2 separate regions of the Homo sapiens genome follow, and region 1 is linked to region 2. A link is a loop called in an ENCODE intact Hi-C map of the cell type or tissue named here. Cell type or tissue: mucosa of descending colon. All regions are shown on one strand. Links, peaks and the distances in the headings refer to the core of each region. The heading gives the core; the rest is flanking DNA. Region 1 holds the start of UGT2B15 (UDP glucuronosyltransferase family 2 member B15). Region 2 overlaps UGT2B17 (UDP glucuronosyltransferase family 2 member B17).

Evidence for each region. Hi-C counts contacts between places; a loop is a spot of excess contacts. Peaks named below come from ENCODE experiments on the same cell type or tissue, not always from the same donor. Only the 100,000 strongest peaks of a DNase experiment are listed, where the experiment ranks them.
Region 1: it touches region 2 in a loop (12-fold over the local background); 4 of 110 quality-filtered maps call a loop at or near these places.

What each region holds. Positions count from the first base shown.
Region 1 is chr4:68,660,830-68,672,262 of GRCh38, reverse strand. It overlaps UGT2B15 (UDP glucuronosyltransferase family 2 member B15), which reads left to right and starts at 1,611. Exons shown (of 6, transcript NM_001076.4): 1 at 1,611-2,368; 2 at 4,075-4,223; 3 at 9,124-9,255. The coding sequence starts at 1,645. In mucosa of descending colon, for the core only: no CTCF peak of the experiment used is centred there; no DNase peak of the experiment used is centred there.
Region 2 is chr4:68,563,669-68,575,101 of GRCh38, reverse strand. It overlaps UGT2B17 (UDP glucuronosyltransferase family 2 member B17), which reads left to right. Exons shown (of 7, transcript NM_001077.4): 2 at 6,554-7,341; 3 at 9,382-9,530. The coding sequence starts at 6,618. Among named protein-coding and RNA genes, the nearest start is that of UGT2B17, 6.9 kb to the left of the region's middle. In mucosa of descending colon, for the core only: no CTCF peak of the experiment used is centred there; DNase peaks (open chromatin) are centred at 2,254 and 5,491; H3K4me3 peaks cover 956 bases.

The DNA.
Region 1 (11,433 bases), core at 1,115-9,114, 98 kb before region 2:
AGGCGACTGGAGGCTGAGGAGCTTCCTCTGTCTAATTGCTGTGGCCTGCTCTCTGGGGTGGAGGGATAGGTCCACAAGCGACACAGACCTGAGCCCCTCCTAGGATTTGGCACCAGATGTAAGGTTCTTGAATCAGTTTGAACCCCAACAGCGCGCCAACAGACAACAGGAGGCGGTGTGGAGCAACATGCTGTTTTAATGAACGCCTGGTTGCAGGTGGGCTGAGGCCTAAAATGGCATCAGCCCCAAGTGAGGATGGGACAGGGGTTTTGTAGTCCTCTGTAAACAGTAAGTGTCCCAGTCTGTTGTGACTGCTATGTAGTACCTGGATGGCCTATTTCTTGATCTTCAGGGGTACATCTCTTCCAGCCAGGGTAAGTGTCTTCTGGCCGGCTCTCTTCCTGCTTCTGCTATCTTGCTGACACACGCTGCTGATGCAAGTGGTCTTGCATCTTGGGGCTGGGCCTGAGAAGGGAGGAGTTACTCATCCCTTCAAGCCTTCAGGTCCTGAGGAGAATCTTTGAACCCCCTGCATCACTGGCCACCCTCCTGATAGATCCCTGTGATGCCAGGCAGGAATGAGCCGCTTGGGTATCCAGAGAGCTCCCAGTGCCTTTCTGCTACTTCCTCTACCCCTGTATTTTGCTTGGCTTGGTTCTCTAATTTGACTCAGCTTCACATAAAGTCAGGAACTTCTCCTGCAAACAGAACTTCAGCTTCTCCAGTGGGGATGTGTATTCTGGAGAGGGGGATCACCCTTTCCCACTTCCATTGTTGGGGCACTCACAGTGTTTGGGATGTCTCCCAGGTCCTGCAGGAGCAGTACTCTTCCTGCAGAGGGTGTGTGGATCCTCTCAGAATTGCTGGTCTGTTCTTGCAGTTGATCTGCAGCTAAAATTCACAATGCAAGCCTCTGCATGCTGCTCTGTCTGGAGCTGCAATCTAGTCCTGCATCCCATCTGCCATGATCACTGGAAAACCCTCATTTATTTTTTAAAGGGTCCAGAAAATGCTAATCTATAGAGATAGAAATTAGATTAGTGGTTGCCTAGGGTAGGATGGATGCAAAATTTCAGAGTGGGGGGTTAGAGGCTATTGTATAGAATCTTTTGGAGATAATACTGATTATTGTAGTGGATGTAAAATTCTGTGAATATACTAGGAAACATTGAACTGTACACACTAATTGGTGAGTCATATGGTATATGAATTATGTGTCAACAAAGTTTTAGAAGACATTACTTGCACCACGATATTAAAAAATGCCGTTTGAGTTGTATAATTACTTCTTCTCTCTATGTCAAGGGCACCGAACAGGCAGGAGCCTCTCACTTGCCACTGTTCTTAACAGTATTATAAAATAATTACATAAGACAGGTTACTTACATATTCTAGGTCATAAAAATTATTGCTTGACTAGAGTAATTGTAAACATAAAAGAACACCAAACACACTAAAATAAATATGAGGTCATCAATCTTTTGTTGGTCTCCTTGGCATGCACCTATTCAGACTGTTAGTATTATGTATTTACTTCAAATTTTAGCAGTTATATTTTAACTTGATTGATTTTTCCTCAGATATAAGTATGAGAAATGACAGAAAGAAACAACAACTGGAAAAGAAGCATTGCATAAGACCAGGATGTCTCTGAAATGGACGTCAGTCTTTCTGCTGATACAGCTCAGTTGTTACTTTAGCTCTGGAAGCTGTGGAAAGGTGCTAGTGTGGCCCACAGAATACAGCCATTGGATAAATATGAAGACAATCCTGGAAGAGCTTGTTCAGAGGGGTCATGAGGTGACTGTGTTGACATCTTCGGCTTCTACTCTTGTCAATGCCAGTAAATCATCTGCTATTAAATTAGAAGTTTATCCTACATCTTTAACTAAAAATTATTTGGAAGATTCTCTTCTGAAAATTCTCGATAGATGGATATATGGTGTTTCAAAAAATACATTTTGGTCATATTTTTCACAATTACAAGAATTGTGTTGGGAATATTATGACTACAGTAACAAGCTCTGTAAAGATGCAGTTTTGAATAAGAAACTTATGATGAAACTACAAGAGTCAAAGTTTGATGTCATTCTGGCAGATGCCCTTAATCCCTGTGGTGAGCTACTGGCTGAACTATTTAACATACCCTTTCTGTACAGTCTTCGATTCTCTGTTGGCTACACATTTGAGAAGAATGGTGGAGGATTTCTGTTCCCTCCTTCCTATGTACCTGTTGTTATGTCAGAATTAAGTGATCAAATGATTTTCATGGAGAGGATAAAAAATATGATACATATGCTTTATTTTGACTTTTGGTTTCAAATTTATGATCTGAAGAAGTGGGACCAGTTTTATAGTGAAGTTCTAGGTAAGTCATGTGTCTAACTGGTGCTTATTAAGTTCTAACTTTTCTGTGCCTTTGAAGGTGAGCTTATATAAATATAATGTCAGAAGATAGTGTTTTTAAGGGAAATTATGAATTGCAAATGTAAGATGATCTATCAGTCTCAAAAATATTATAGAATGTTGACCTTATAGAATCAGTTAGAACCCTGGGGCCATCACTACTACAGGACACCCAGAGAGTCATAAACCTTCATTGTAAAGCACTAATGATTTCTTTAAACTATCACATATCATTTTGCTATACATTTTTTCATCTTTAAAAAAAGTCAATAGATACCTCAAGAAACATCTTCATGAAGGCAGACACATAAATTTAGTATTTACACATATTTCTAGAAAAATTATCAATGCAGGATTGAGGAATTTGTTTCTCTTTGAGTTCCTCAGTTTCCTCATTTAGAAATTAAATTTTGTTTTTCATGTAAGAAGGATTCCTTCACAGTTGAGTAATATAGTGGCTCTACTCCAGAAACAGAAGCCTAAAACTTGAGATTTCTAATGTTTATACATTCCTTCAATAACAGGTTGACAATTATTTCTTTCAAAAACTGAAATCTTGTTGAAAGTGAACATCTAAGTTTTAATCTATATTTTATTAAACTGCATCTCTCCATCAAAGAAAATAGGGGCCAAATTAAGGGAGAGCACATATCTCTATGTCAATAAATTCTGAAAATGTTTTAATTCTCATTTGTAAATATATTTATTTTAAAAATCTAATTATATTAAGATCTTAAGATGAACCAAGACAGTAGTAGGTGTAAAGATTTCAGTGTTGAGCTCAAAAAACTCATGGTTTACTTTGAGAACCAAGGATCAAGGGACTAGCTTAATAAACTGTAGACACTAGAGTACTTCCTGGAAAGCTGTTTTCATGGGTAAGGTAAGATGAATTAATTGTGGAACTGAAAGAGTTGTTTAAAGGTATATTTGTTACTATTGCAGCTTCAGAGGGAAGACAAATGTGTATTTAAGTTCATAGTGGCTACATTAGTCCATTCTCACACTGCTGTAAAGAAATACCTGAGACTGGGTAATTTATAAAGAAAAGAAGTTTAATAGACTCAGTTCTACATGACTGGGATGCCTCAAGAAACTTAGAATCATGGTGAAAGGCTAAGGGGAAGCAAGCTTGGATCTTCTCACTTAGTGGCAGGAGAGAGAAGTGCAAGCAGGGGAAATACTAGACACTTATAAAACTATCAGATCTCATGAGAGCTCACTCAATATCATGAGAACAGCATGGAGGAATCCACACCATGATCCAATCACCTGCCACTGGGTCCCTCCCTGGACACATGGGGATTATGGGGATTATAATTCAAGATGAGAGGAGATTTGGGTGGGGACAGTCAAACCATATTAGTGACTTATTTTAATAATTATTTATGATTGTGAATATACTGATGTTACATTAAAGATGTGATTTCTTCTTACAGATCTCTGAATACATTGCCTTCCTTATATATACATATGAGCAACATATGCAATAAATAAAATCTAAATTATGACTATATATAAATGTATTTATATATATTTTATCAATGCACAGACATTTTATATATGTTTGGGTATGTTATTCCAAGTCCTTTCAGGAAAATACCTGCATATTCAAATAACAATTCTCGTGTTAGCTACCTTTTGTTTTGTTTTGTTTTTTTCCATCAGGAAGACCCACTACATTATTTGAGACAATGGGGAAAGCTGAAATGTGGCTCATTCGAACCTATTGGGATTTTGAATTTCCTCGCCCATTCTTACCAAATGTTGATTTTGTTGGAGGACTTCACTGTAAACCAGCCAAACCCCTGCCTAAGGTAAATGTATTCTTGTTTCATTTGTTTGCTTGACATTTTCAGAAGGAATGGCTGGATATGTTTCTTTCAGAGTGTTTAACTCAGAGTGAGGGGAATATGGGAGGTCAAAAACAAGGACTTGCCATTAGAAAATCATATATTTCTGTAGTATCACAAGTATGTGAATGTTATTATCATTAAAGACCAAAGAGGTTTACTAGGGAGATTTTGAAAACAGGGTTGGTTAAAGTAAGGCCTTCATTGTGCCACCCAAAAGATAGTATGATTCATTTCTTCAAAAAATATTTGTAGAGTGATTAATACAAACCACAGGTAAGTGCTGGATTTTCAGAGAATAAAGGTAGCACAGTTTCTGCTCCCTCATGCCTTACATTGTACTTTGAAAGATAGAATAAAAACAAGTGAAAAAGAAAAGTCTAAAAAGTGTTATAAGGAAAGACCACAATGATAAAGAAATATGCAGAAGAGATCCCAAACTCATTGACAATTAAAGTGAGTACTCAATAATGTGCAGAGATAGGTGAAACGATGAGGGGTTGATAAACACCCAAAAAGAAAACCAGAGGCCAGGCAAGGTGGCTCACACCTATAATCCCTGCACTTTGGGAGGCAGAGAAGGCATGATTGCTTGGGCTCAGGAGTTTGAGACCAGCCTGGGAAACGTGGTAAAACCTCATCTCTAACAAAAATAAAAAATAAAATAATAGCCAGGCATGCTGGTGTGTGCCTGTAGTCTCATAGTCGTAGCTACTTAAGAGGCTGAGGCAGGAGGCTTGCTTGAGTCTGGGAGCAGAGGCTGCAGTGAGCTGAGACCACACCACTGAACTCTAGCCTGTGCGACAGAGCGAGACTCTGTCTCAAAAACAAACAAATAAACAAAAAAAAAAAAAGTAAAGGCTTGCATTAAGGCAGAAAAGTAGAAAAGCAATAAGGGCAGTTCCCAGGAACTCCAAATTTAATTTACAGGAAAAGGTTGAGTAAAAGTCAATGATGGGCCGGGCGTGGTGGCTTACACCTGTAATCCCAGCACTTTGGGAGGCCAAGGCAGGTGGATCACCTGAGGTCAGGAGTTGGAGACCAGAGTGGCCAGCATGGTGAAACCCCGTCTCTACTAAAAATACAAAAGTTAGCCAGGCATGTTGGCAGGTGACTGTAATAGCAGCTACTTGGGAAGCTGAGGCAGGAGAATCACTTGAACCCCGGAGGCAGAGGTTGCAGAGAGCCGAGATCACGCTATTGCACTCCAGCCTGGGCAACAGAGTGAGAATCTGTCTCAAAAAAAAAAAATATATATATATATATATATGTAATTTGATATACCCATAGGGACAATGGAGAGCTACTGAAAAGAGTGAAAAGAGTTAAGAAATGAAGAGATATGATCAGATTTCCTTTTAAAAAATCCCAATATTCCCAATGTATAATATTGCAAAAAGGCAAGTTTGTAAAATGTAAAGATCATTTAGGAACTTTTACATGAGTTTAAGCAATCATGACTACTTTTATAATAATAATCACAACTTCATATTGTGCTGTGTGGAAAAAAAGTAGTTACCACAGATAAAACACTTAAGTTGTCTCTGACACACAGCCAGTGATCCAAAAATATTGTTGATATTATGATTATTTCAGTCATTATTTTTAATACTTTAAATTAGCTAACATGTGCCAGCCATTTAAGATATCAGTCTTCATTTAATAGTGATTGATTTTCCAACACATCAAGATTATATTCTCTAGCAAAGTCCTAGAGAACAGATACTCTGTGTACTTGTTTAAATGTAAATGTTTAAGTTTGGGCAGTCAGTTGAACAAGCTGGAAAGCTAAAGTTGTATTGTAAAGGTGGAGGCTCTTCATTAATATTCTAGCTTAAAAGGTAATTCTGTGTACTCTTATCTTATTCTCAAAAAAAAATTCCTCACTCACATTAAAAGAAAGTGATAGTGCCAGTAGCAGGGGGAAGAGAGTAGCAGAATAAGGACAAGGGATAAATGACTAGTAGTACAATAGTGATTATTACTGATACTAGCATGATCTCGGCTCACTGAAACCTCCACCCCCCAGGTTCAAGCGATCTGATTCTCCTGCCTCAGCCTCCCGAGTAGCTGGGATTACAGGCACCTGCCAACACATCTGACTAATCTTTGTGTTTTTAGTAGAGACAGAGTTTCACCATGTTGGCCAGGCTGGTCTTGAACTCCTGACCTCAGGTGATCCACATGCCTCAGCCTCCCAAAGTGCTGGGATTACAAGTGTGAGCCTCCGTTGTTGTTAACTTGCAGAAGGTAGACTTGAATCCAAGTAAATAATTGTGAAACTGATTCTCTAATTCTTTTGTACACAAAATAATTGTTGCGACAAATTTGCTTGCTTTTCCATTATGTATTAGATTCTCAGATAATGTTTGTATATTTCAAAAGAATAAGACTCTTGCCAAAAAGTATCAAGTGTTTGAAAAATGCATATAGGCATTGCCTTTATAATATACTCACATGAAACTGTACAGAGAATAAATCATGATGGTAAGATTCAATATCGGTAGCAAATACTCATTAAAAAAACTCTGGAAATAATTCAAATATCTTACATTAAGAAATGGTTAAAAACTTACATAATGTGCATACCAAGCCATTACAATCCTTTTTTCAAAACAATGTTTAATTACACTGTCAGCCGTGGTACAGGTATAGTTGGAAACTAAGGAACAAAATGATGAGTAGAACAAGATCACAGTTTTTTTGTAGAATAAAAAGGCATATACAATGAGAATAAAATTTTCTAAATAAACATCACATATGTACATTGAGTTATATAAATAGAATTAAACCCATAATGAAATGGCACACATTTTAAATTGAGATAGAGATATGGGTAAATGATTTTCTTTTTCTAAATTTTCATACTTTTATAAAACTACTTACATTGATCTTCTATTACCATTACTTTCATAAAGACATCACAGAATGAGATCAGTGCTGATCTGTCTATAAATAGATGTTTTATTACTTCAATACTGGGTGGGTGAAGCAGACTTTTGGCAGTGAATGAGACAAAACATTGAACTCAAGTTACATTAAATGTGGCTACAGGCAACTGCAATTACACTGAGTTCCTGGATGCCTCATGAATTATCTCTAATAGCCATACACTGAATCTCCAATTAAAACTGATGTCAGGCCAGGCACAGTGGCTCATGCCTGTAATCCCAGCACATCGGGAGGCTGAGGCGGGTGGATCACAAGGTCAGGAGGTCAAGACCAGTCTGGCCAAGATGGTGAAACCTGTCTCTACTAAAAACAGAAAAATTAGCCAGGCGTGGTGGCAGGTGCCTGTAATCCCAGCTACTCAGGAGACTGAGGCAGGAGAATTGCTTTAACCTGGGAGGCAGAGGTTGCAATGAGCCAAGATTGCATCATTGCACTCCAGCCTGGGTGACAGAGAAAGACTCCATCTGGAAAAAAAAAAAAGATGTCATAAAGTTAAATTATATTTTTTAAAAATACTTACCAATATATGGTCTGAATTGACATATTTTAGAATTTCTTTTTTTATTTGTAAACAGTTTTATAAAGAAATTTCCCCCAATGATTAGGACCAGAAAGTATATTTGTTATGACAGAAGGGGTTGGTCATTATTTTACTGAGAAAAAGAGAATTTTGAACAAAAGGGACAACAGCAACAAAAAGATGAGTATACAATTTTGATATGATATCCAGGAAACTTATGGGTCTACATTTCTTTTCCTCTTTCTCTCTCTCTTTTTTTTTTTTTGGTGTGAGAATACATTGAGCGATGTGGCATTAGAGAATGGATTTAAGTTTAAAAACAGGGACACATCAGGAAACACAAGTCAGAATAATTCTCATTCATTTCAAAGCAAACACATATTCACCAGGAGCTTCATATAGTGTGAGGGAGCTACTCTAGGGGGTGAGCAGATCTCCACTGGAGAAAGTCCTGGTGACCTCTCCCACTGTGGTTCAAGTGCCCCCTGTGAGACACAGCAAAGTGATGATGAGGGTCCCCCACATTCAGTTATACATAGCACATCAAATTCACAGTGTGATTTCAGGACAAAAGGTGTCATAGTCATACCTAAGCAATGACCTGAGAAATAAGATCACTTAATTATGTAACTATATAGTATATAATACTGTATTATAAATGGAATTCTCAGAACTATTTCCCAGAAATTCCAAACCACAATACCAGACTGCTGAATGTCAGTGATTCTTATACTTCAGCTTTTAAGGTGTTTTTGGGGGGTGGGGGTGTCGGGGGCAGTGAGGGGTAGTGGGGTAAGACTAGGAAACCCTAACTTTAAGTGAAATATAAAGGGTTAGAGAGCTAGAAGCTAAATAAATGTAGATATAATATCATTCCAATTGTAACTAACTTTTCCTCAATGCTCATAGTCATGTAATGGCTCCAATGACTCCTAACTAAAAGAACTGAACAGAAAAAAATAAAATAAAATAAAACTACCCCAAATAAACACAAGAGATTTAGTAGAACCACAAAAAAAATTAGAATTGAAGCCAAGTAAAGCTACCTTCCAATAACCTATGTTAGTAATTATAATATTATAAATAAAGTGTCTGGGTGTAACATTTTCTAGCATTATCTCCTCCTACTGCAGTGTCATAGCTTTGTTTCATTTCCTCCTTACACACACATACATACATGCATATGCACACATATTTACACAAATTTGCATGAAAGATCCCACATATATTATATTACACATCTCCTTTCAAAGAAACTGAATGATTAGGTCAGTTTAAAAAAATTACTCCAATAGCTTCTGACTTTCTCATCTTAGATGTTTGTAACAATCCTGTCAATAGTGTTTTCTGTGCTGTTGCTCTTTTCTGATAGAACAAATTCTTTCTTCACAGGAAATGGAAGAGTTTGTGCAGAGCTCTGGAGAAAATGGTATTGTGGTGTTTTCTCTGGGGTCGATGATCAGTAACATGTCAGAAGAAAGTGCCAACATGATTGCATCAGCCCTTGCCCAGATCCCACAAAAGGTTAGATAAAGTGCCTTAACTGTGGATGGCTACTAAATGAATCTGTTAAACTCTTCAAGAGTCCATTACAGAAATGTTCTGCCTGAAAATTTAACTGCTATGATAGTTCTAATTATCTCAGACATCTGTTCAAAACAAAAACATATATGGAAGATCTTAAAATCATAAAGAGAGGAGTTTTGGTTGATAATAACGTTGGCATTAATATTGTGATCAGAAGGAAATATATTTAAGAGGTGCTAGTGAAGTTTGGTATTATCATGGTATCGTAGCATGTACATAGAAATCACTAAATTCTGCCCTGTCATTTGCTCCTTTTGGTTTACAGGATTTTAGAAGGTACTGTATACACTGTAGATATTATCAAAAAGCAGTTAAATTTTAATAAGTTACTGTACTATCACAATAACAATAAGCAGGTATCGAAAAAACTTTGAAATGCATCATGCAGCTTCGTCTTACCAAGCAATCTGGCTGTTTTTACTTCCCATGTATTGGAATAGGTCTATTTAGTGTTCTGTTCAGGGTGCCATTCAGAGAAAGAATGTCCTAGTCTGACTAGCCACTGCTCTGGAGGTACCCACCTAGCCAAGTAGATTTAGAGAAAAAAAAAAAAAACTTGTCTGCTCTGCTGACTTGGGTGCCGCTAATGTCTTAAGCAGAAAAATGTAATGGAAAGGATGGAGATAGAATCCTGCTTTTAGGGTAGACTATGTGCATTATTAAATGTGGCCCAACAAAGACTATGCTCTAAGAATCAGATTAGTGCCTTCTCCAGATTGAGGAAGGAGCAGAAAATATAAATAAACATGGTAGGAACTTATTTTCTAATCTATACAATCTTTGTGTATTTTCAATTTACGTTTTAGTTTCTTATCTGACATAGCCCTCTCTGAATGATCTATACAAGTTTTTGCTGAAAACACAGAGTTACTTTAACACTCCCATATCAAATACAAGGTCAACACTTGTAAATTCTACTCCAGTTTATAAAGATTGCTTGGGAATTCTAAAATCAGTACCTTAGTTTGGTACTAGACATGGTAATGACTGGCTATAGCTGACCATATATCAAGGCTGTCAATGCTAGGTAGTGCATCATCTAAGTGTGAAAGATCAGTTAAGCAAAATGCAGCAAAATACAATTTTCTACATTTTCAGCATCTGTATTGTTAATCATGAATTGTCAATGGGCTCCTTTTTCCTACATTGTTAGCATTTACAAAAGTAGCAATACTGATAATAGTCTGAATTTGTGTCAAACACTGCCACTTGAAATTTTTCCTGAAAGTAGCACTTGATAGTTAGCAAATGAAAAGAAATTACACATACTACATATGTAGCATTATTTCTCACCATATGTGCAGTTTAAATATTTAGTCTTTTGTAATCAATGATGTCAAATTCATAAAATAACTTATGACTAGTAGACAAGTGGATATAAGTAAACTCTTCTCATATCACTCAAAAATTAATAAATTTATATTAAATTTGGAAGGTTACAGCTAGTATAAAGTATATAAAATAAATATATAGGTTATTACTAATTTGCTACTTTTTTATTACTAGAATTAAGACTGCTTAACAATTCTTAAATATTTGAATATTTCATTGATAATCTTGTGAACCCCAAATATCTGATACAGGTCTCAGTACATTTAGAAAGTTTATTTTTGCCAACTTGAAGCAGGGAGGAGGCATTCCTTTGACTTTCTGATTAGCCTCTCCAAGGAGGCAATCAGATATGCATTTATCCCAGTGAGCAGAGGGGTGACTTTGAATAGAATGGGAGGCAGTGATTTGCTTAGTGACTTTGGGGCCCCCAGGCTTATTTTCCTTTTACATTTAAAAAAAATCTTTTGGAGAAAGCATTTTAGAAGAAAATGAGTCTCTGGTCTCAGGTTTTCATCTGATCTCTAATGGCAAGGAAGGTTTATTCCTAAGCAGGTCCTGAGTTATTAGGAAAGTTCATTTTTAGTAGGTTGTGAAGTCTCATGTCCTATGAAGACAAAATAAAGGGAGAAAGGGAGAAAAACAAAACCAAACAAAAGAAAAATCCTTGAAAATTAATATAGGCCCATTACTCTGAAGTCCATAAATCAGTAGGCAGGTATGAAAGTGGATTATGTATGTAAATTGGTTGCTGTTATTTTCTTCTGGAGTTTAAGTTGTCTAGCT
Region 2 (11,433 bases), core at 1,994-9,993:
TTTCAACAAAAGCGAAGTTTGCTAAAAGTTGACAGTGTAACACATATTATGGTAACTTCTAATCTTGTGGCCTTAGACAGTCTAGTCCAAAGACATAAAGAAAGTTCACTTTTTAAAAAAAAGGAATGGTTATCTTCAAAAAAAAAAGGGGGGGGAGGAGGTAAAATTTATGTAAAAAGAGTGTTATATGGTAAATTCTTGTCCTGAAATAAATTAACTTGTTGTTTAAAGAGAAGAAAAAAATGTTTGTAATAAGTCAGAAAGTTGAGACATGTTGAAAAATTGTTGGCGAAAGTCGTGAAAAAAAGTTATAAAAAATTTTATGCAAAAAATGTTGCATAATTTAAAAGTAATAAGGCCTCCTGAGTGCTATTGAAGAAACAGTTTATGTGCAGGTGTATAAAAAAGTAAAATATAACTTTAATGAGAAGATTATAAGGAGGCATAAGAATGTGGATTTTTACCTACATTAAAAAGTCAAAAAAGAATTATTGTTTGAAAAGTTCAAGCAAGTTTTAAAATGTTAATTTAAAGAAAATTCTGTGTGTAAACTTATTAGCTAAAGTTAAAAAAGTATTATCCAGTTTTTCTGTGAACTAGACATGAAAGTAAAAATGCAACAGGTTTTTTCCTTAAAGCATCAACCTGCTCTTTAACAAAAATTGTAAAAGGTTAAACAGAGTCTATAAAATCTTACCTTATGGTCAACTATGAAAAATTGGATAAATATGTCTACAAGGTTTTATTAAAATTAAGTTTAATATTAATAACACACTAATATAAAAGTAAAATTTAGCTTATCTGGTATAAAAATCATACAAGAAACATTAAATATAAAATGATGTTTAGCTTTCTTTGGTCTAAAAACTAATAAAAATTAGTGCTAATGGAAATATTCATTTTACTAGAGGATCATAAAAGTTAAAGACTTAAAACAAACTTTAGCAATTAAGACAGTATATCAAGCTACAAATGCCTGGTTGAAATGGATCAAATATTCCAACTACACAATAAACAAAAGCAATTGTTATGCTTGTGCACATGGCAGGCCAGAGGCCCTAATTGTCCCCTTCCCACTACGGTGGTCCTCCAGTTCACCAGGTGTGGGCCTGATGGTAGCTCTTTTCCAGGATTCTACAGCCTGGAGTAATAAGTCATGCCAAGCTCTCTCTGCTATATCCTGAAGTCCCTGCCAGTCAGCCCCCAAGGGCCATCCAGCTTCTGTCTCTCAACACTAAGTTCACTTCCTGTCTCTCACGGCAGGGAGGAAACTTAGCATTCCTTGGAGACCTAAAAGGATGCAGTGAGCTTAAGAATTTTCAAGAGCTTATCAATCAATCAGCCCTTGTTCATCCCTGAGCAGATGTGTGGTAGTATTGTGGTGGACCTTTACTAGGCACTCTGCCAAATAACTAGAGTGGCATTTGTGCCTTAGTCCATTGGGCTATCCCTTTCACCCTGGCATTTCATCAACCAGAGGAAGGAAAAAATAATAATAACACATCGTAAAGTGAGAGGAGCCCCTTATAAGTCTTTCAACTCTCACATCTATTTAGATGCAATCGAAGCCCTGCAAGGAATACCAGATCAATTTAAAGCTTGAAATCAAATAGTTACAAGATTTAAGTCAATATTTTAGTAGATAACAGTCAATAAAAATGTAGATTAGATAAACTACATCTATTACAACCAACAGCAAAGAGCTTTTCATGAGTTAAAAAAAAAAAAAAAACTCATGTCGGCCCCAGCCCTGAGGCTACCTGACCTGACAAAACTCTTCACACTCTATGTGTCAGAAAGAGAAAAAAATGGCAGTTGGAGTTTTAACCCAGACTGGAGGTTCCTGGCCAAGGCCAATGGCCTGTCTCTCAAAACAACTAGACGGGGTTTCCAAAGGCTGGCCCCCATGTCCAAGGGCCCTGGCAGCAACAGCCCTGTTAACACAAGAAGCAAATAAGCTAACTCTTAGGAAAAACCTAAACATAAAGTCTCCCCATGCTGTGGTAATTTTAATAAATACCAAAGGACATCATTAGCTAATAAATGATAGACTAACTAGATACCAAAGCTTGCATTGTGAAAATCCCCACATAACCATTGAAGTTTGCAACACCCTAAGCTCACTATCTTACTCCTATTATCAGAGAGCCCAGTTAAACATAACTGTACATCAGTAGACTGGGAGCTGTACGTGGATGGGAGCAGCTTCACCAATCCCTGCAAAATGACTCTGAAGAAGACAACAAACACTGCTCCAGTCACACCCAGAAGCTGACTGGTCCACGCATGGCTGAAGCATGAGGAGACTCATCGCAGGACTCATTTTCCTCAGAATTTGGACTTGTACAGGAAGGACTTCAACTGACCTTCCTCAGACTAAGAACTGTTTCCAGTATATACATCAAGTCACTGAGGTGGAACAAAAGATTGCTACAGTCCTATTACTTTATAGTTATTATAAAAGAGCTAATTACTTTATGGTTATTATAAAAGAGCTAATTGCCTTCCATGATCACGCCCTCATAATCGTCTTTCTTATCAGCTTCCTGGTTCTATATGCCCTCTTTCTAACACTCACAACAAAACTGACTAACACTAATATCACGGACGCCCGAGGACTCTAAAAAAATTAAATAGCAACAAAAACAACAACAAATTGTTTGTATAATGCTATTCTATCCAAGGTATGTAGCCCAGGAAATAACCAACCTGATGTGTGTTATGAACAATTTTAAGCCTCCCATGATCACAGTTTTTAAAATAAAATTAAGGACTGCTCCTTTTCTATGTGACACAAGTAAGGTAATAGGTAGAACCGAAAAAAACAGAGCTCCTCAAAATGTAACCTTAAAATTTGACACTTGTGCCGCTATTAATAGTAAGCAGCATGAAACAGGATGTGATTCTCTAAATTAAAAAAGAAAGTTACACAGTAAAAAAAATAAGTATATCTGTCAAAAATCATATTTATGTGAGATGTGTCAATACTGGTCTCGTGTCATTCAGACTACTTAAAAGGAAAATAAAAAAGATCGTGTTTGACTCCAAAAAGGAAAACTCAGCCCCTCTTGCATGAATAGGAGCTACAACCTTTTAGAATTGATAATCACAAACCCCTCAGACCCAAAGTAAAATAAAAGAAAAATATATATCATTAGACATGGATAAAAAGGGACTAGATCCTAATGTAAGCATCCTAATAAAAGGAGAGGTTCAAAAACGCTCTCCAGAACCAGTGTTTCAGACTTTCTATGATGAACTAAATGTGCCAGTACCTGAGATTCCAGGAAAAACTAAAAATTTCTTTTTGCAATTAGCCTAACACGTAGCCCAGTCTCTACAAGTCACCTCATATTATGTTTGTGGAGGAACCATAACAGTAGATCAATGGCCATAGGAAGCCCAAGAATTAGTTCCTACAGACCCATTTCCTGATGAATTCCCAGCCCAAAAGAATCACCCTGATCATCTCTAGGTTCTAAAAGTCTCAATTATTAGACAGTATTGCATAGCTAAAGAAGGAAAAGGATTCACTCATCCTGTAAGGCAGCTTAGCTGTCTTAGACAAAAGCTCTATAATAGTACCACAAAAACAGTCACATGGTGGAGTTCCAATTACACAGAAAGAAATCCATTCAGTAAATTTCCAAAGTTGCAGACTGTTTGGGCCCACCCAGAATTCCACTGGGACTGGACGGCCCCCACCGGATTATACTGGATATATGTGGACACAAAGCTTATGCTAAGCTGCCTGATCAGTAGACAGGTAGCTGTGTAATTCGCACCATTAAGCCTTCTTTCTTCTTACTGCCCATAAAAACATGAACTTCTAGGCTTCCCAGTCTATGCTTCCTGGGAACAAAAAAATGAAGCATAGCCATAGGAAAAGATGATAAATAGCCCCCTGAAAAAAATCATACAATACTATGGACCCGCCACTTAGGCACAAGATGGCTCATGAGGATATTGGACCCCCATCTACATGCTCAACCGAATCATATGGTTACAAGCTGTTTTAGAAATTTTTACTAATAAAACCGGTCAAGCCTTGACCGTTCTTGCCCGGCAAGAGACTCAGATGAGAAATGCAATCTATCAAAATAGACTAGCTCTTGACTACTTGCTAGCAGCTGAAGGAGGAGTTTGTGAAAAATTTAACCTTACTAATTACTGTCTACACATAGATAATCAGGCAAGTTATTAAAGACATAGTTAAAAATATGACAAAACTGGCACATGTACCTGTGCAAGTGTAGCACGGATTCAACCCTGAAGCCATGTTTAGAAAGTGGTTCCCAGCACTAGAAAAATTTAAAACTCTTATAATAGGAGTTACAATAATTATAAAAACCTGCTTACTGCTCCCTTGTTTGCTACCTGTACTTCTTCAAATGATAAAAAGCTTCATCGCTACCTTAGTTCAACAAAATGCTTCAGCACAACTGTACTATATGAATCACTATCAGTCTATTCCACAAAAAGACATAAGTAAAAAAATGAGTGAGAACTCCCACTAATAAAAAGTGAGAGTCTCAAAAGGGGGGAATGAAGGAAGAGAAGGACCCTCTCAGATTATTTTATATTGTTTTATGCTCAGTACCTGTTTTAAGAAAAAACAACAAAGAAGTAAAACCAAAGACAGGCAGCCTGGCTCCAGGCCTGAAACCAGGCCTGGGCCTGCCTGACCTAAACCCAGTAGTTAAAAATCAACTCATAACTTAGAAACCGATGTTATTCAGAGATTCCAGACATTGTACAGAAGAACACTGTAAAACCCCCTGCCCTGTTCTGTTTCTCTCTGACCAGCAGTGCATGCAGCACCTGTCACATACCCACTGCTTGCTTAAATCAATCACGACCATTTCATGTGAAATCTTTAGTGTTGTGAGCCCTTAAAAAGGACAAAAATTGCGCACTTGAGGAGCTTGGATTTTAAGGCAGTAGCTTGCCGATGCTCCCAGCTGAATAAAGCCCTTCCTTCTACAACTTGGTGTCTGAGAAGTTTTGTCTGTGGCTCATCCTGCTACACATGCACAGAGAGGCAACTGGAGGCTGAGGAGTTTCCTTTGTCTGGTTGCTGTGGCTTGCTCTCTGGGGTGGAGGGGTAGGTCCACAAGGGACACAGACCTGAGCCCCACCCAGGTTTTGGCACCAGATATAAGGTTCTTGAATTGGTTTGATCCCTGAGAGCATGCCAACAGACAACACGAGGCAGTGCGGAGCAGCGTGCTGTTTTAATGAGTGCCTGGGTGCAGGTGGGCTGAGGCCTAAAATGGCATCAGCCCCAAGTGAGGATGGGACAGTGGTTTTATAGTTCTCTGTAAAGAGTAAGTGTCCCAATCTAACGTGACTGCTATGTAGTATCTGGATGGCCTCTTGATCTTCAAGGGTTCATGTCTCCAGCCAGGGTAGGTGTCTTCTGGCCGGCTCTCTTCCTGCTTCTGCTATCTTGCTGACACACGCTGCTGATGCAAGCAGCCTTGCATCTTGGGACTGGGCCTGAGAAGGGAGGAGTTACTCATCCCTTCAAGCTTTCAGGCCCCAGAAGAATCTTTGAACCCCCTGCTCCGCTGGCCACCCTCCTAAAGGATCACTGTGGTGCCAGGCAGGAATGAGCTGCTTGGGTATCCAGAGAGCTCCCAGTACCTTTCTGCTACTTCCTCTACCCCTATATTTTGCTTGGCTTGGTTCTCTAATTTGACTCAGCTTCACATAAAGTCAGGAACTTCTCCTGCAAACAGAACTTCAGCTTCTCCAGTGGGGATGTGTATTCTGGAGAGGGGGATCACCCTTTCCCACTTCCATTGTTGGGGCACTCACAGTGTTTGGGATGTCTCCCAGGTCCTGCAGGAGCAGTACGCTTCCTGCAGAGGGTGTGTGGATCCTCTCAGAATTGCTGGTCTGTCCTTGCAGTTGACCTGCAGCTAAAATTCACAATGCAAGCCTCTGCATGCTGCTCTGTCTGGAGCTGCAATCTAGTCCTGCATCCCATCTGCCATGATCACTGGAAAACCCTCATTTATTTTTTAAAGGGTCCAGAAAATGCTAATCTATAGAGATAGAAATTAGATTAGTGGTTGCCTAGGGTAGGATGGATGCAAAATTTCAGAGTGGGGGGTTAGAGGCTATTGTATAGAATCTTTTGGAGATAATACTGATTATTGTAGTGAAAGTAAAATTCTGTGAATATACTAGGAAACATTGAACTGTACACACTAATTGGTGAGTCATATGGTATATGAATTATGTGTCAACAAAGTTTTAGAAGACATTACTTGCACCACGATATTAAAAAATGGCGTTTGAGTTGTATAATTACTTCTTCTCTCTATGTCAAGGGCACCGAACAGGCAGGAGCCTCTCACCTGCCACTGTTCTTAACAGTATTATAAAATAATTACATAAGACAGGTTACTTACGTATTCTAGGTCATAAAAATTATTGCTTGACTAGAGTAATTGTAAATATAAAAGAACACCAAACACACTAAAATAAATATGAGGTCAACTCAAATTTTAGCAGTTATATTTTAACTTGATTGATTTTTCCTCAGATATAAGTATGAGAAATGACAGAAAGAAACAACAACTGGAAAAGAAGCACTGCATAAGACCAGGATGTCTCTGAAATGGATGTCAGTCTTTCTGCTGATGCAGCTCAGTTGTTACTTTAGCTCTGGGAGTTGTGGAAAGGTGCTGGTGTGGCCCACAGAATACAGCCATTGGATAAATATGAAGACAATCCTGGAAGAGCTTGTTCAGAGGGGTCATGAGGTGATTGTGTTGACATCTTCGGCTTCTATTCTTGTCAATGCCAGTAAATCATCTGCTATTAAATTAGAAGTTTATCCTACATCTTTAACTAAAAATGATTTGGAAGATTTTTTTATGAAAATGTTCGATAGATGGACATATAGTATTTCAAAAAATACATTTTGGTCATATTTTTCACAACTACAAGAATTGTGTTGGGAATATTCTGACTATAATATAAAGCTCTGTGAAGATGCAGTTTTGAACAAGAAACTTATGAGAAAACTACAAGAGTCAAAATTTGATGTCCTTCTGGCAGATGCCGTTAATCCCTGTGGTGAGCTGCTGGCTGAGCTACTTAACATACCCTTTCTGTACAGTCTCCGCTTCTCTGTTGGCTACACAGTTGAGAAGAATGGTGGAGGATTTCTGTTCCCTCCTTCCTATGTACCTGTTGTTATGTCAGAATTAAGTGATCAAATGATTTTCATGGAGAGGATAAAAAATATGATATATATGCTTTATTTTGACTTTTGGTTTCAAGCATATGATCTGAAGAAGTGGGACCAGTTTTATAGTGAAGTTCTAGGTAAGTCGTGTGTCCAATTGGTGTTTATTAAGTTCTAATTTTCCTGTGCCTTTGAAGGTGGGCTTATATAAATATAATGTCAGAAGATAGTGTTTTTATGGGAAATTATGAATTGCAAATGTAAGATGATCTATGAGTCTCAAAAATATAGAATGTTGACCTTATAGAATCAGTTAGAACCCTGGTGCCATCACTGCTATAGGACACCAAGAGAGTCATAAACCTTCAATGTAAAACACTTATGATTTCTTTAAGCCATCACATATCATTTTGCTATACATTTTTTCATCTTTAAAAAAGTCAATAGATACTTCAAGAAACATCTTCATGAAGGCAGACATACAAATTTTATATTTACACATATTTCTAAAAATATTATCAATGCAGGATTGAGGAACTTGTACCTGAGTACCTCAGTTTCCTCATTTAGAAATTAAATTTTGTTTTTCATATAAGAAGGATTCCTTCACAGTTGAGAAATATAGTGGCTCTACTCCAGAAACAGAAGCCTAAAACTTGAGATTTCTAATATTTATACATTCCTTCAATAACAACTTCACAATTATTTCCTTCAAAAACTGAAATCTTGTTGAAAGTGAACATCTAAGTTTTAATCTATATTTTATTAAACTGCATCTCTCCATCAAAGAAAATAGGGGCCAAAATAAGGAAGAGCACATATCTCTATGTCAATAAATTCTGAAAAATTTTTAATTCTCATTTGTAAATATATTTATTTTAAAAATCTAATTATATTAAGATCTTAAGATGAACCAAGACAGTAGTAGGTGTAAAGATTTCAGTGTTGAGCTCAAAAAACTCATGGTTTACTTTGAGAACCAAGGATCAAGGGACTAGCTTAATAAACTGTAGACACTAGAGTACTTCCTGGAAAGCTGTTTTCATGGGTAAGGTAAGATGAATTAATTGTGGAACTGAAAGAGTTGTTTAAAGGTATATTTGTTACTATTGCAGCTTCAGAGGGAAGACAAATGTGTATTTAAGTTCATAGTGGCTACATTAGTCCATTCTCACACTGCTGTAAAGAAATACCTGAGACTGGGCAATTTATAAAGAAAAGAAGTTTAATAGACTCAGTTCTACATGACTGGGATGCCTCAAGAAACTTAGAATCATGGTGAAAGGCTAAGGGGAAGCAAGCTTGGATCTTCTCACTTAGTGGCAGGAGAGAGAAGTGCAAGCAGGGGAAATACCAGACACTTATAAAACTATCAGATCTCATGAGAGCTCACTCAATATCATGAGAACAGCATGGAGGAATCCACACCATGATCCAATCACCTGCCACTGGGTCCCTCCCTCGACACATGGGGATTATGGGGATTATAATTCAAGATGAGAGGAGATTTGGGTGGGGACAGTCAAACCATATTAGTGACTTATTTTAATAATTATTTATGATTGTGAATATACTGATGTTACATTAAAGATGTGATTTCTTCTTACAGCTCTCTGAACACTTTGCCTTCCTTATATATACATATGAGCAACATATGCAATACATAAAAATTAAATGATGACTATATAAATGTATTTAATATAATGTATTTACATTATATTAAATTATTTTATTAAATAATTTAAATATTAAATTAAAACTATTAAATATTAAATATTAAATTAAATATTAAATATTGTTTAATTTTATTAACTTTATTAATGTTTTATTAATAAAATAAAATTAATAAAATTTTATTAATATTAAATATTAAACTTTATTAAATATTAAAAATTAAAAATTAAATACTATTAAATTAAAATATATTAACATATATTAAATACATTAATTTAATATAATGTATTTAATATTATTTAATATACATTAATTTAATATAATGTATTTAATATAATGTATTATATTATATAAATGTATTTATATATATTATCAATGTGCAGACATTTTATATATTTTTAGGTATGTTATTCCAAGTCCTTTCAGGAAAATACCTGCATATTCAATATTAAAATAACAATTCTCGTGTTAGCTACCTTTTGTTTTGTTTTGTTTTTTTCCATCAGGAAGACCCACTACATTATTTGAGACAATGGGGAAAGCTGAAATGTGGCTCATTCGAACCTATTGGGATTTTGAATTTCCTCGCCCATTCTTACCAAATGTTGATTTTGTTGGAGGACTTCACTGTAAACCAGCCAAACCCTTGCCTAAGGTGAACATATTCTTGTTTCATTTGTTTGCTTGACATTTTCAGAAGGAATGGCTGGATATGTTTCTTTCAGAGTGTTTAACTCAGAGTGAGGGGAATATGGGAGGTCAAAAAAAAGGACTTGCCATTAGAAAATCATATATTTCTATACTATCACAAGTATGTGAATGTTATTATCATTAAAGACCAAAGAGGTTTACTAGGGAGATTTTGAAAACAGGGTTGGTTAAAGTAAGGCCTTCATTGTGCAACCCACAAGATAGTATGGTTCATTTCTTCAAAAAATATTTGTAGAGTGATTAATGCAAACCACAGGTAAGTGCTGGATTTTCAGAGAATAAAGGTAGCACAGTTTCTGCGCCCTCATGCCTAACATTGTACTTTGAAAGATAGAATAAAAACAAGTGAAAAAGAAAAGTCTAAAAAGTGTTATAAGGAAAGACCACAATGATAAAGAAATATGCAGAAGAGATCCCAAACTCATTGACAATTAAAGTGAGTACTCAATAATGTGCAGAGATAGGTGAAACGATGAGGGGATGAGAAAGACCCAAAAAGAAAACCAGAGGCCAGGCAAGGTGGCTCACACCTATAATCCCTGAATTTTGGGAGGCAGAGAAGGGACGATTGCTTGGGCTCAGGAGTTTGAGACCAGCCTGGGCAACATGGTAAAACCTCATCTCTAACAAAAATAAAAATAATAGCCAGGCATGCTGGTGTGTGCCTGTAGTCTCATAGTCCCAGCTACTTAAGAGGCTGAGGCAGGAGGCTTGCTTGAGTCTGGGGGCAGAGGCTGCAGTGAGCTGAGACCACACCACTGAACTCTAGCCTGTGCGACGGAGTGAGACTCTGTCTCAAAAACAAACAAATAAACAAACAAAAAAGTAAAGTCTTGCATTAAGGCAGAAAAGTAGAAAAGCAGTAAGGGCAGTTCCCAGGACTCCAAATTTAGTTTACAGGAAAAGGTTGAGTAAAAGTCAATGATGGGCCGGGCGTGGTGGCTTACACCTGTAATCCCAGCACTTTGGGAGGCCGAGGCAGGCGGATCGCCTGAGGTCAGGAGTTTGAGACCAGACTGGCCAGCATGGTGAAACCCCGTCTCTACTAAAAATACAAAAATTAGTCAGGCATGTTGGCAGGCACCTCTAATAGCAGCTACTCGGGAAGCTGAGGCAGGAGAATCGCTTGAACGCGGGAGGCAGAGGTTGCAGAGAGCCGAGATCATGCTATTGCACAACAGCCTGGGCAACAGAGTGAGACTCTGTCTCAAAAAAAAAAAATATATATATATATATATATATGAAATTTGATATACCCATTAAGGACAATGGAGAGCTACTGAAAAGAGTTAAGAAATGAAGAGATATGATCAGATTTCCTTTCAAAAAAAATCCCAATGTTCTCAATGTGTAATATTACAGAAAGGCAACTTTGTACAATGTAAAGAATATTTAGGAACTTTTACATGAGTTTAGGCAATCATGACTACTTTTACAATAATAATCACAACTTCATATTGTGTTGTGTGGAAAAAAGTAGTTACCACAGATAAAACACTTAAGTTGTCTCTGACACATAGCCAGTGATCCAAAAATATTGTTGATATTATGATTATTATTTTAGTCATTATTTCTAATATTTTAAATTAGCTAACATGTGCCAGCCATTTAAGATATCAGTCTTCATTTAATAATGATTGATTTTCCTAGCAAAATCCTAGAGAACAGATACTCTGTGTGCTTGTTTAAATATAAATGTTTAAGTTTGGGCAGTCAGTTGAACACGCTGGAAAGCTAAAGTTGTATTGCAAAGGTGGAGGCACTTCATTAATATTTTAGCTTAAAAGGTAATTCTGTGTACTCTTATCTTATTCTCAAAAAAAAATCCTCACTCACATCAAAAGAAA